Linked DNA regions of Mus musculus: region 1 is linked to region 2. Evidence: chromatin loops called from intact Hi-C (ENCODE). Cell type or tissue: heart. All regions are shown on one strand. Each heading gives the region's core, and the rest is flanking DNA. Links, peaks and the distances in the headings are about the cores only.

Region 1 (5,374 bases), core at 168-5,167, 720 kb after region 2:
CATCCGGAAAGGGGTCTGTCCTCCATCACTCTAGGAGTACACATCTGGCCACGGAACAAGAAAGCCCAGTGTCCCATCTGCCCCAGGAAATCACGTCCTGTGTTCCCACAGCATCATCCTTGACTTGTTTGGTTGCTATATGTTCTAAATTTAAAACGGAAAAAATTAAAAAATACCAATAACATCTGGGGCTCCAGAGTGCATGTGTGTGTGTGCCTGGGAAATGTCACAGGGATGTTTAGAGAATTCCATATCCTTGCAAGGTTATAACTCACCATTTCCTGTCCAAATCCCAGTCTAGACCCAGCTCCCCAGCTTTGTGGAAGTCCCAGAGCATAAGATGTTTATATATGTTGAAACCGCAGGCCTGGATGATAAGGCCTTGAGTATCCCTTGTGCCCAGCACGGGGTATGTTGGGGGGCATAGTTTGCAGCTTTTGAAAGACCATACAGGGTTGGAGGGATGTGATTAAGGGTGTTAGCAGTCCTTATAGAAGGCCAGGATTCATTTTCCAGCTCAAACCTACCTGTAACTTCAGCTCCAGACCCCCTCTTCTGGACTCTGTGGTCACTGCATGCATATTCCGTAGATGTATGCAGACAGTACGTAAACACACACAAAGGCATACATGCATGCACATACACGTTCAGGGACACACGCACACACGTGTTTTTATTTAAAAAATCATTTGAGGGTCTTGGGATGTAGCTTAGTTGACTGTGTAATACCTGTGAGGCCCTAGGTTCAATTCCCAGCCTTCCAAAAACTGGGTGTGGATGTCAGCTGGAATTCGAAGTTCAAGGACATCCTCAGTTACACGGTGAGCTCTAGGTCATCTTGGGCTACATGAGACCCTGGTGGGTTTTTTGTTTGCTTGTTTGTTTTTAAAAAAAGACTTGATCTTGTCTTGTATACTGTAAGTACAAGCCAAGGGACTGCCCGGGATGTGGCCCTAAGGGTTGGAAATATTTACTTGATCCCCAAGTTATAACTGTCAAGAGACACCCTGTGTATGTTTGTCCATGTAGATTTAGGCATAAAGAATGATGTTAAAGAGGCTGAGGCCCTGGGTCCATCCACACTGTATTGGGGATCAAGTTTGATTCCCAGAAACCAAGCAAAAAGCCAGATTGGTGGAGACTGAATCCCTCGGGGTCTGTTGGCCAGCCATTCCAGCCTATTGGAGACTGGACCCCTGGGGGTCTGTGGGCCAGCCATTCCAGCCTACTTGTAGTAGGCTAGTGAGAGCTCCTGCTTCAAGTAACAAGGAGGATGGAGCCTGAGGAGAGGCACTGCTGTGGACATTTGCCCTCCACAGATGTGTGTGTGTGTGTCTGTGTGTACACATGCATACATATACACCTTACACATGTTTGCACACAGAAGGACACACTTGCACATATGAATACACATGCACACACACATATGTGCACACATGCATGTACACTTATACATGCATAGGAGTGCACACAAGCACAAATATACACACAATGCACACAGACACATACCCACACATGCACATGAGCACACACAAATGCATATGCTCACATACACACAAAATAGTCACACAATATACTCATACAATGCACGCACACCCACACACATTCTTGCACACACACACACAAAGAAGAAGAAAGGAAAAAGACCTGTCCCATCATAGCTCTTCAAAGCTGGGGAATTTTGACAATGAGCCCTTCCAAGGTATTTTTGAATGCCGTATACAGTGAATGCACTCAGAGCATTGAGGTAGGGGGCATAAGCATTATGCCACAGCAGGTCAGTCAGGTTTCCTTAGACATGCCTGTGGGGCCGAGCACCATCATGCAGTGTGGACTGAAGGGTGAGCAGACATGTGCCCAGACTCCCCAGACAACTCCACTGAGATGCCTAAGACAGGTGCAGTGACAGGGACCAGACCCCAAAGCTTCCAGAACTTTTAAAAGCCCCCAACTCCTGGATTCTGAAAGGAGCCCCTCCCAGACCAGCTCAGAGCTAGCTTCTGCTAGGCAGTGCTATTGGGAACTGCGACTGCAGGCTGGAGATGGAGCTACCACCAGGTGTCGCCTGGAGACCACAGATGGATTCCAAGCCAGAGACTGGAGGCCAGCCAAATCCCCCTTTCTCCCTGCATTAGAACCTTGTGCCTCAGGTTTCCCCACCCCATTATTACCTACTGTTTTCATCTTTGCGTAGGTGAAAAATAGTTTTTAAAACATGTAAATTTGTATTTTCTTAAGATAGTGTCTCATGTAGCCCAGGGTACTTGACTCCTTCTGGACTCATGTCTTCCAGTTTAATGGCCTTCCAGGGGCTTAGGAATCATGGTCTCAGGGTTAAGGGTAAGAGGTAGCTAGCTTTAAAAGAGAAAAAAAAATGTAAGGGTCTCACTATTATGTTGCTCTGGCTGCCCTGGAATTCAATATGTAGCCGAGGCTGGCTTTGAACTCATAGAGATCTACCTGCTTCTTCCTCCCAATTGCTGGGTTGAAAGGTGTGCGCCACCATGCCTGGCTTGTAAATCCACATTTTGACCTCCAAACAGAGGGGTGCCTAAGACCTTTCAACTGTAACGGGCATTGTAATGCAACAAGAGAGGGGAAGGCACCTCCAGGGCCAAGCCTTGCTCCTCAGCTGAGTGCAAACCATGCGTGTACACGGAAGGGCTGGCTGTGATCTAAGACACGCACGCGCAGAACCACATGCAAAGATTTCAGAACAGCATCCAGCTCGGCACCATGAAGTTCTGGCTGGGGTTCTGAGATGGCCCGTAGAGTGTGTTCCCACCTGCAGGCAGAGTCCTTCTTGGAAAAGAACCGAAAAGAAGGTCCACCTGGAGGCCAAGAGCGTCAGCTGCCAGCAGGTTAGACAAGTGCCCTGTGTGGCGGTGGGGTCAAGGAGGTATCTGATTCTCTGCTTGCCATCCAGCAACGAGAGAGGCGTGTTTTACCTCAGTGTTCCTGCGCTGGGGCCCACTGGGGCTCCGTCACCACCTTCCTTACCTCACAGCCATCTCTTCCAGGGACAAAGCCAGCCAGATGGCTTCTTTAGATCATCCTGGCCCTCGCCAGACCCCTGCTCCACCCTTCATATAGCCTTCTCTGTGTGTGCTCATGCTTGAGTGTGCACGTGCAGGTGTGTGTGGTGGCCATGCTGGACATGAGTTATCTTTTTCTCGCCTTTGGGCTGCTGAGGTGGCTCAGCAGATAAAGGAGCTTGCTGCCAAGCATGATGACCTGAGTTTGATCCCTGGGACGCACGCGACGCATAGGGAAAATTGACTTCCTCAACTTGTCCTCTGACCAGCTCCATCTGTGTGCACCCGCACCTGCCCCCTATACGCATAATGTAACACAACATTGTTAAGAGAATCTCTAAGCGAAGGAAGCCTAAGCTTGCTGATTCAGCTACACTGGCTGGCCAGCAAGGGCTCCTCCTGTCTCTATCGCTCCAGAGCAGGGTTTACAGGAGTGTCCCACATACCACTTACATGGGCACATGGATCTGAACCCTGACCCAGATGGGAAGTCACCATGATTCACTCCCATCCTCCGTAGGCTTGGGGAGGATATATGTGAGCCAGAGGAGAGACGAGCCGATGCAAGGCACCAAAGTGTGGTATCAAGGAGGGTTCAGGTCAAAGGACAGATGGCAGCAGGTATTGGCAGGCAGGTGGGGGAGTCTGGCCAGGCTCTGCTGGAATGAGCCATGAGATTCTTTGGAAAAGAGCTTGGGACATCTTCGGATGTCGGACACAGAAATACTGTGAGACCCTTCAAGCCCACTCCATGGTACATACCAGAGAGAACTTGAGCTATAATTCCACACAGAAAGGCACATACGGTCATGTTTGTAGCACCTTTGCCTACATGATCAGAAAATCTAGCCACCCAATTTGAGGTGTTCATACAGGGGAATATTAGTTACCCACAGAAAGCAAAAAAAAAATTTTTTTTTAATTAAACCTAAGTGAATGGGTCAAACCCAGTTACGAGCTACAAATAAAACCCACAGCAACAGGAACTTAATACCGGTGGCCAGTGGGGAGGCCTGCCAGGAAAGGCAGGGTAGGAAGTGAGTTCAAGTAGCCCGTGGGCAGGGTGCACATGTTGGGGTGTCTAATGGAAGTGATTGTTGCACAACAGTCTAGAAACTTCTAGATTGTGCACTTTAGATGAGCAACTGTTGGCCCGTGATTTCTGTCAATGGACCCAGAGTTCTGTTTAGCTTGTGCGTATTCCTGTGTGCACTCTCAGATGTGTGTATGGGTGTGGAAGGTAGTGGTTAACATCCAACACTCATGCTGGCTTGAGTCATGTGAACACAGGGCAGAGGGACAAGGACAGTGGAGGGAATCCAGTGTCTGACTCTAGTGGACTTGTGCCTAGGGCACTTAGGTAGTCTGTCTCTGGGGGGTGGGGGGGTGGTCTTAGCATGCTTGGCTGTCACATGGCTCACAGCTATGGGTGCTCACCTTGGGATCCTGAGACCACTCCAGTGTCTGAGTTTCCATTCAGAGTGAGGTGTAGCCTGGCCTCCTCTTCCTAGGCTAGCTCCAGAACACACTTGCTGCTACTTCTGCAGTTCCCTCCAGTCTCCACTCCCACCTCACCCCACCCCCACCACCCTGCCTTGTTCACCGGACTTGTCCCAAAGGCATTAAGTCCTGAAGATGCTCCCAGCCCTTCTCTTCCAGATGTTTCCAAGCCCACGAGGGGAGGAAGTGAAGAACACAGAGACGCCAGATAATTTAATATCTTCCTAACCCCCGCCGTCATAGTCGGGAGTGATTTATCTTGAGAAAGGTTCTGGATGGTGTATGAGGCGGGGGCGCTATCCCCCCTCCAGGAAGTGTAGAATTAGAGCTGGAGAAGATGACTGTTAACAGCTGCCAGAGTCAGGTCCAGAGGGAAGTCTTTGACCTCCTGGGTCGCTTCAGACCCTGTGACCATCCCTTTGAGGGGGAAAAAATATCTTGCCTGGCATCGTTTGCTGTATATATTATACATCAATGTATATATTTAGCAAAGAATTTCAAGTTCTTTGGGAACAAGAATCCCAGCATCCTGTTTTCACATGTCCAGAACAGAGATAAGGATCAAATTTAGCCAGTAACACTGATGCTATAGGACATGCATGCGGGGGCCAGAGCTAGTGTGCATCCCCTTTCCCAGAGCTTGTGGCCAGATGGACGTGCAAGCTTCAGAGTTTGCAGAACTCCCGTTTCTCTTGGATTCTCAGAGGTCAAGGCTAGCCTGTGGCAGATGGGAATGCAGTTAGGGGCACTGGGATGTTTGGAGAGAGGCTCTGTGTGGCCTAGTTCTGTACAGAGGTGGAACCATGAATTTGCAGGGGGTGTGGGGGACCCTACAGGGC
Region 2 (5,374 bases), core at 126-5,125:
GGTTGGCTTTAGGACGCACGGGAGAGGTGCGCGCGCCCCTTTTCACGATCTCAGGCCTCCTCGAACCTCCAGAGGTGAGCGGTATTAACCAAGACTACTTGCACGGCGTGGGGGGAGGCACTGGCTCCAGGGTCCCGCGGCCCCAAATTGGCCATGCCGGTACCCGATTTCCAGGCTCCGCGCCGGCTGAATGCCACGTGCGATTTAGGCTCCAGAGTTGTCACCCAATCCCAAACGCAGTTACTTTCTGCGCATTGCAATACTGTAGCTATGGCGCAGCAGTCTCAGATCGCCAAAGTTGGTGCGTGCACCTCCATATCGAGCCCAGTGGGCTCTACCTAAAGCCAACTCCGTTGCTGAAGACTAACTTCTGTAGGAGGGGAGAGAACATAGAAAACAAGTGACTTACCTTTGCCGTTTATGTATGTAACTCCAAACCTGGGGCGCGCTGGGAATTCAGTGTGGCACACCGAATTCAATGTTGCGCACCGGGTATCAGCTCGGGGACCTCAGGTTGTCTCCAGCGAGGCGCCAGAAATGCCTCACCGTCCAACAAACCTTTGGCCTCCCAAGCGCCCCTGGGTGCCCTGGAGAGACTTGAAGAGCCCTCTCTCCTTTTCCGGGGTGCATTTCGGGCTGATTAATGGGCACCGCTCCCTTCCCACCTTGCCTCCCATCTGTCTCTTTCCTCCCACCCTACTGTCTCAGGGACCCCAGTTTGGTCAGGGCAACTAACCTTTATCCATGAAAACAAGGAGAATCTGGACGGAGTCACCCATTAGTGACGCCGGATGGGGATGGGCCCCTTTCTGGGAGGGGACTCCGGGGACTGGTCGCGACGGCGGGCTGGCCTCCTGGTCTTGCAGCGGCGGGGCTGCCTGTTTTCCTCCTTGCGCTCCTCTGGCTCCTCCTCGGGGTCCCGAGGATCCTGATCTAAGGGCCCTCGCTGGGGCTCCTCCCCCTCGCTTGCGCTCTCAGGCTCCTGAGTGGTGGGCTGCGCACGTCTCGGGGAGGCGTCGGCGCTCTGCAACTTCAGAGCGTGCAGACGCTGAGTGAGTGACTGGTTGAAGGTGGCACCCCGGGGGCCGCGCTCGTCCTCTGGCTCGGTCTCTGGCTCGGTTTCTGGCTCGGTCTCTGGCTCGGTCTCGATTTCGGTCTCGGATTCGATATCGGACTCAGGCTCGGTCTCAGAATCGGTCTCGGTCTCGTAGTCGTCCTGATCGTACTCTAGGCACTCGGGGCGGGCCAGCTCAGGCTCAACCTCCTCGTGCTCGTGATCAGACTCAGATTCAGAGGACTCAGGGAGTACCTGTGCGGCAGCTGCAGCGGCAGCGGAGCGGTGGTGGGCGTTAAGGAAGCTCCGGCGCTGGGCAGCACGCTGCTGGGCGCGGGCGTTGGAAGAGGCTAGGGCGCGGAGGAGAGCAATGGAGCAGGAGAGCCAGAGGAGAGCGGTGGCAGCCCGGCGGCCTATGGGCGGGCACAGGTCGTTGTAATTATGGCGAGCTCGGCGCCACTGCTGAGCCCGGGACCTGCGATCCATTCTCTTAGGTGCTCACCGAGAAGCCGACTCACCCTCTGGCTCTGCAGAGAGTGGCCCCACTGCGCAAGGACTGTTGGGGCCGAAAAGGATTAACCTTATGAGGAGAGAAGCTGGGGTCTGAAGACCCCAATCTCGCCTCGGGGCAAAAAGAAGGGATGTACCTACCTTCAAACCACTGCGAACTTTCTAAAGCTCCGCGCCTCAGCTTGTGGCTGTAAGTAAAAGAAAGGGATGGGTAAAGAAGAGAGAAGGAGTCTCCTCGAGGCTCCTCTCGCTAAGTCTCAGACTCTGAAGTCTAAGACTCCGAGAGGTGCCTCCACTGATCCTCTCGTCTGGGAGAGGATAGAGGAGACTGAGGAGAGATGGGGCAATGGGGCCCTATAAAGTTGCGCGGACTTCTGCCGGGCATGTGCAGTAGGGAGGTGTTTGGGGGCGGGAGTGCCTCCCCGCGAGCTGTGCGTTGGCGCATAGCTCATGGCGCAGACCCTAGTGGGCCGGCAGGTGGCAGGCGGGAACCTTGTTTGAGTAGATTTGGCCAAAGCATGGGGGGTGGGGGGCTGGATATCGAGGTCTAGCGAGCGAAGGGAGTAAGATAGCTACAGGTTAGCGGATTTTAGAAGCCAAGTATAGATTCCCACGGGGGGTTGTCCCCACTCCTCAACTTTTTCTCCATGAGCATAGCCACCAAACAATTGAAAACCAGAACGCAAAATTGTAAATATTCAGGGGAATGAGGATCCGTACGTGAATGAGTGTTAATGACCGAAGAGCGTGAATGCTTGAGGATCAGAGCCTCAAGTAAACACTAACCTTATCAAAGGTGGTTACTTTTGTCAGGGCTGTTAAAGTAACTGTAATTAATTAGAGCAGCCTCCAAGAAGGTATGAACCCCACTGGCAAACAACCCCGCCCCCCGCGGCTGTAGATGTAGGAATTTGCAAGCCGACAGTCAGCTCATGGTGAACACTGTTCCACTGAGGTGTGCTGGAAGACCATAGGAAGCTGAGAGTGAGTATCCACGAGAATGCCCTTCAACTGCTGCTCTCCGTGTGGGTTTTTAGGGTAGTCTTTGAGCCACGGACTCATGCATTTCAGCTGAGGGTTCAACCAACACACTTGAGTTCCCGGCACTCGCGGAGCTCTGTTCTAGGTGCTGAAGATAGCGAGGAACAGGAGCAGGTCTTGGATTAGAGAAAGGGGTCTTGAGGGGTTAATATATCTTAACCAGAGCATCAGCTCATTCTTCCAGCATCATTACTTCATCTAGCTCACGCTACATGAGAAAAACAGGTACGTCAGCAAGAGCATCATGGCTAGGGGGCGGCCAGAGACCACTGGATCCTGCTGTTGGACTCGGAAGAACAAGGTAAAACGACCTGCTTGTTCCAGAGCGCGCTTGGAAGAGCCGATGGACTCAGGTAGGTCCAGGAGGGGATGGAGCCCTGTGGGAAGTGGGTGTGGGGCTCGTTTATCTTGCCTTTTGCCTTGTTAAATATAGAGTACCTTAAAAAAAAAAAAGCATAACACTAGCAGAGTTGTGTTATAGGGATGCATGAAGTCTTGGCAGGGTGTTTTAGTTGTTGGGTTTTTGGTTTTGAGGTTTTTTTGATTTGTTTTTTACATGGAACACATGTCACACGGTGGGCTGTTTGGTTTTTTGTTTTTCCCTTGAGTCCATGTGAAGAGTCACAAGAGGTACTGCTGCCTCTCCAAGCTGCTCCCCCAGGGTTCCTTCCTGGAGGTGGAATTGTGAGTTATGTCTTGAAGCAGGTGCTGGTCCTAGGTCACTTACTTACCCTCACACACTTGCACCTCAGAGTCAGGCTCCCAGATGCAGTGTCACAGACTTAGGTCCTAGGTGCCCTGCATGGTTGGAGATTATAGAATCTCTCTGTCTTGACTGTTGGTGCTGCATCTTGTGGTCTAGGAGTTCATGTACAGCCTTAAATGCTGGTGAGATAGAGTGGGGTTGGATCAGCAGATCTCATGAACAAATGTGTGGCTGTAATCTAGATGTTCTGCTGACTCTTAGTGCATTGCTGTGACTCTTGAGCCCCTGTTTGGGGTTGAGATCTCAGATCCTTATCTCTGCCTTTCCACCCTGATGAATGGGGGTATCTGAGGGGTCCGACCGCTTCCATACACTTAACCTTATTTTTTTTTTTTTTCAGTTAAAACAGTTCTGCCAACATCATATGGAGCACAAAGACATTGGTCTAGCCAATTTTAGGGCACACAGAGAGAGGAAAACAGGACTGTGGGTGCTGGTAAATGCCCGTTTGATGGAAACTGATGCCAGCTGTCAGCAGTGAGGTGGATGATGGTTTTTAGTGTGTGTGGGAAAGTGCCTCATTTTTCAGGGGAAAGCTTTATGCCCGTGATAGAGATGGCAGCCCACATCCTATGCACTAGTACAGAAACACCAGGACTGCCCACATTATTAAAAACTATGCATTACATAATACATATCTTGGACCAGGGTTCTGCATTAGCACTGCTCTTTCTTGCAAGATGCGTTTGAATCAGCTATGGACAGTTAACAAAGCATACGCTTCCGAGCCCCGGTCATCTGTACAGTTACAAATTCATTTCAGCACGTGCTCAGCACGGACTCCAGGAGGAGCAGGGCTGCACCAAAAGACAGCTCCATCTTGCACTTAGTGCCGAGGTTGAGCAAATGGATCTGCACAGAAAATGCTCTTTAAAATGCATTATGTGCAGGACTTTAAAAAGTGCTTGCTGCAGAGTGAATTTCAAAAGGGGCCAAGTAGGTGATGAACGACCTCAGTTGTTACCAGCTGGGGTACAAGGGGTTCTCTGTGTTTGCAGGTAAATAAAGTGTGGTCATATATTACCTTTAGACTTTCAGGAAGGAGGCTTCTAGACCAGTTGGGCAGGAAGGCAGTTTCCAGTTGCTTACAGTATCATATAGAAGGGTTCTTATTTGGATGTATTGGGAAGAAGATTCTTTTGAGCTTAGAGGACTGTCCTGTGGAAATGGCTTCACTAGTTATTTGACATAGCTCCAGGGGGCAAAATGAGGGCCTAGATGGGTGCTGTGTACAGGTAGGCTTCAGCCCAAGGAGGAATATTCTAGCAAGTAGGACTCTGAAGGAGAATGGACTCGGCGTCGGCAGGAGCTATGCTAAGTCAAAGGACAGATGACTACATGTTAGATAGAGGTTTCCATGGAGCTTGTGAAACTGCTAGAGCTAAGACAAGGTTTGACCACGGCCCTCTGTAGTTGCTCCCCCAGGGCTGTAGGAGAGGGCTTGGGGTGGGGGTGGGGGTTTCAAGCCTCCCACTCTGCCTCAGTTTCGTTCTCACTCCTGGAGCCAAGGTGTCAGTCAGGGCCATCTATTCATTACATTGGCCTCTGGGCCTCCCCTCCTGGAGCTGTCTTGGAAATTACAAAATAAAATTGGCTATTTAGTGGTCATGAATTGAGTCACTTTTATGACCTAGCGCTGTTCCTAGCATTGTGGAGAGATGGAAGTCAATGAGGATGAGCAGCAGCTGCTGGCCAGCGACGTGGACCATGTGAGACCACAGGTAAAGTTCTTCCAGTTCGTCTGTTTGGCTTTTATTTTTCAAACTGAGAGGATTGCCCCTATTCTACCTGTTTGATGTGCAGAGCAACATACTGGGAACCAGTGTGTCACATGAGTCTGGGGGCTTGCAGGCTATCGTCACAGAGCTACAGGTACCAGACCTACAATAGAGGCTGGGCTCTGCTCTGCCTGGCCAGCAGGCACAAGCACTCTCGAACGTGGCTTTTAGACAGTCACTGGAGGGGAACATGGTTTTTGGAAATGGAGAGCTTTCTAAACTTTC

The links. A loop is a pair of places that touch in the nucleus more often than their neighbours do. Peaks named below come from ENCODE experiments on the same cell type or tissue, not always from the same donor. Only the 100,000 strongest peaks of a DNase experiment are listed, where the experiment ranks them.
Region 1: it touches region 2 in a loop (4-fold over the local background); 4 of 42 quality-filtered maps call a loop at or near these places.

The regions. Positions count from the first base shown.
Region 1 is chr2:173,558,709-173,564,082 of GRCm38, reverse strand. No RefSeq gene overlaps it. Among named protein-coding and RNA genes, the nearest start is that of Ankrd60, 17 kb to the left of the region's middle. In heart, for the core only: CTCF peaks have their summits at 564 and 2,045 (motif pointing right); no DNase peak of the experiment used is centred there; H3K27me3 peaks cover 1,509 bases.
Region 2 is chr2:174,280,840-174,286,213 of GRCm38, reverse strand. It overlaps Gnasas1 and a transcript of Gnas not described here. Among named protein-coding and RNA genes, the nearest start is that of Gnas, 14 kb to the left of the region's middle. In heart, for the core only: a CTCF peak has its summit at 2,029 (motif pointing right); no DNase peak of the experiment used is centred there; H3K4me3 peaks cover 2,555 bases; H3K27me3 peaks cover 2,255 bases.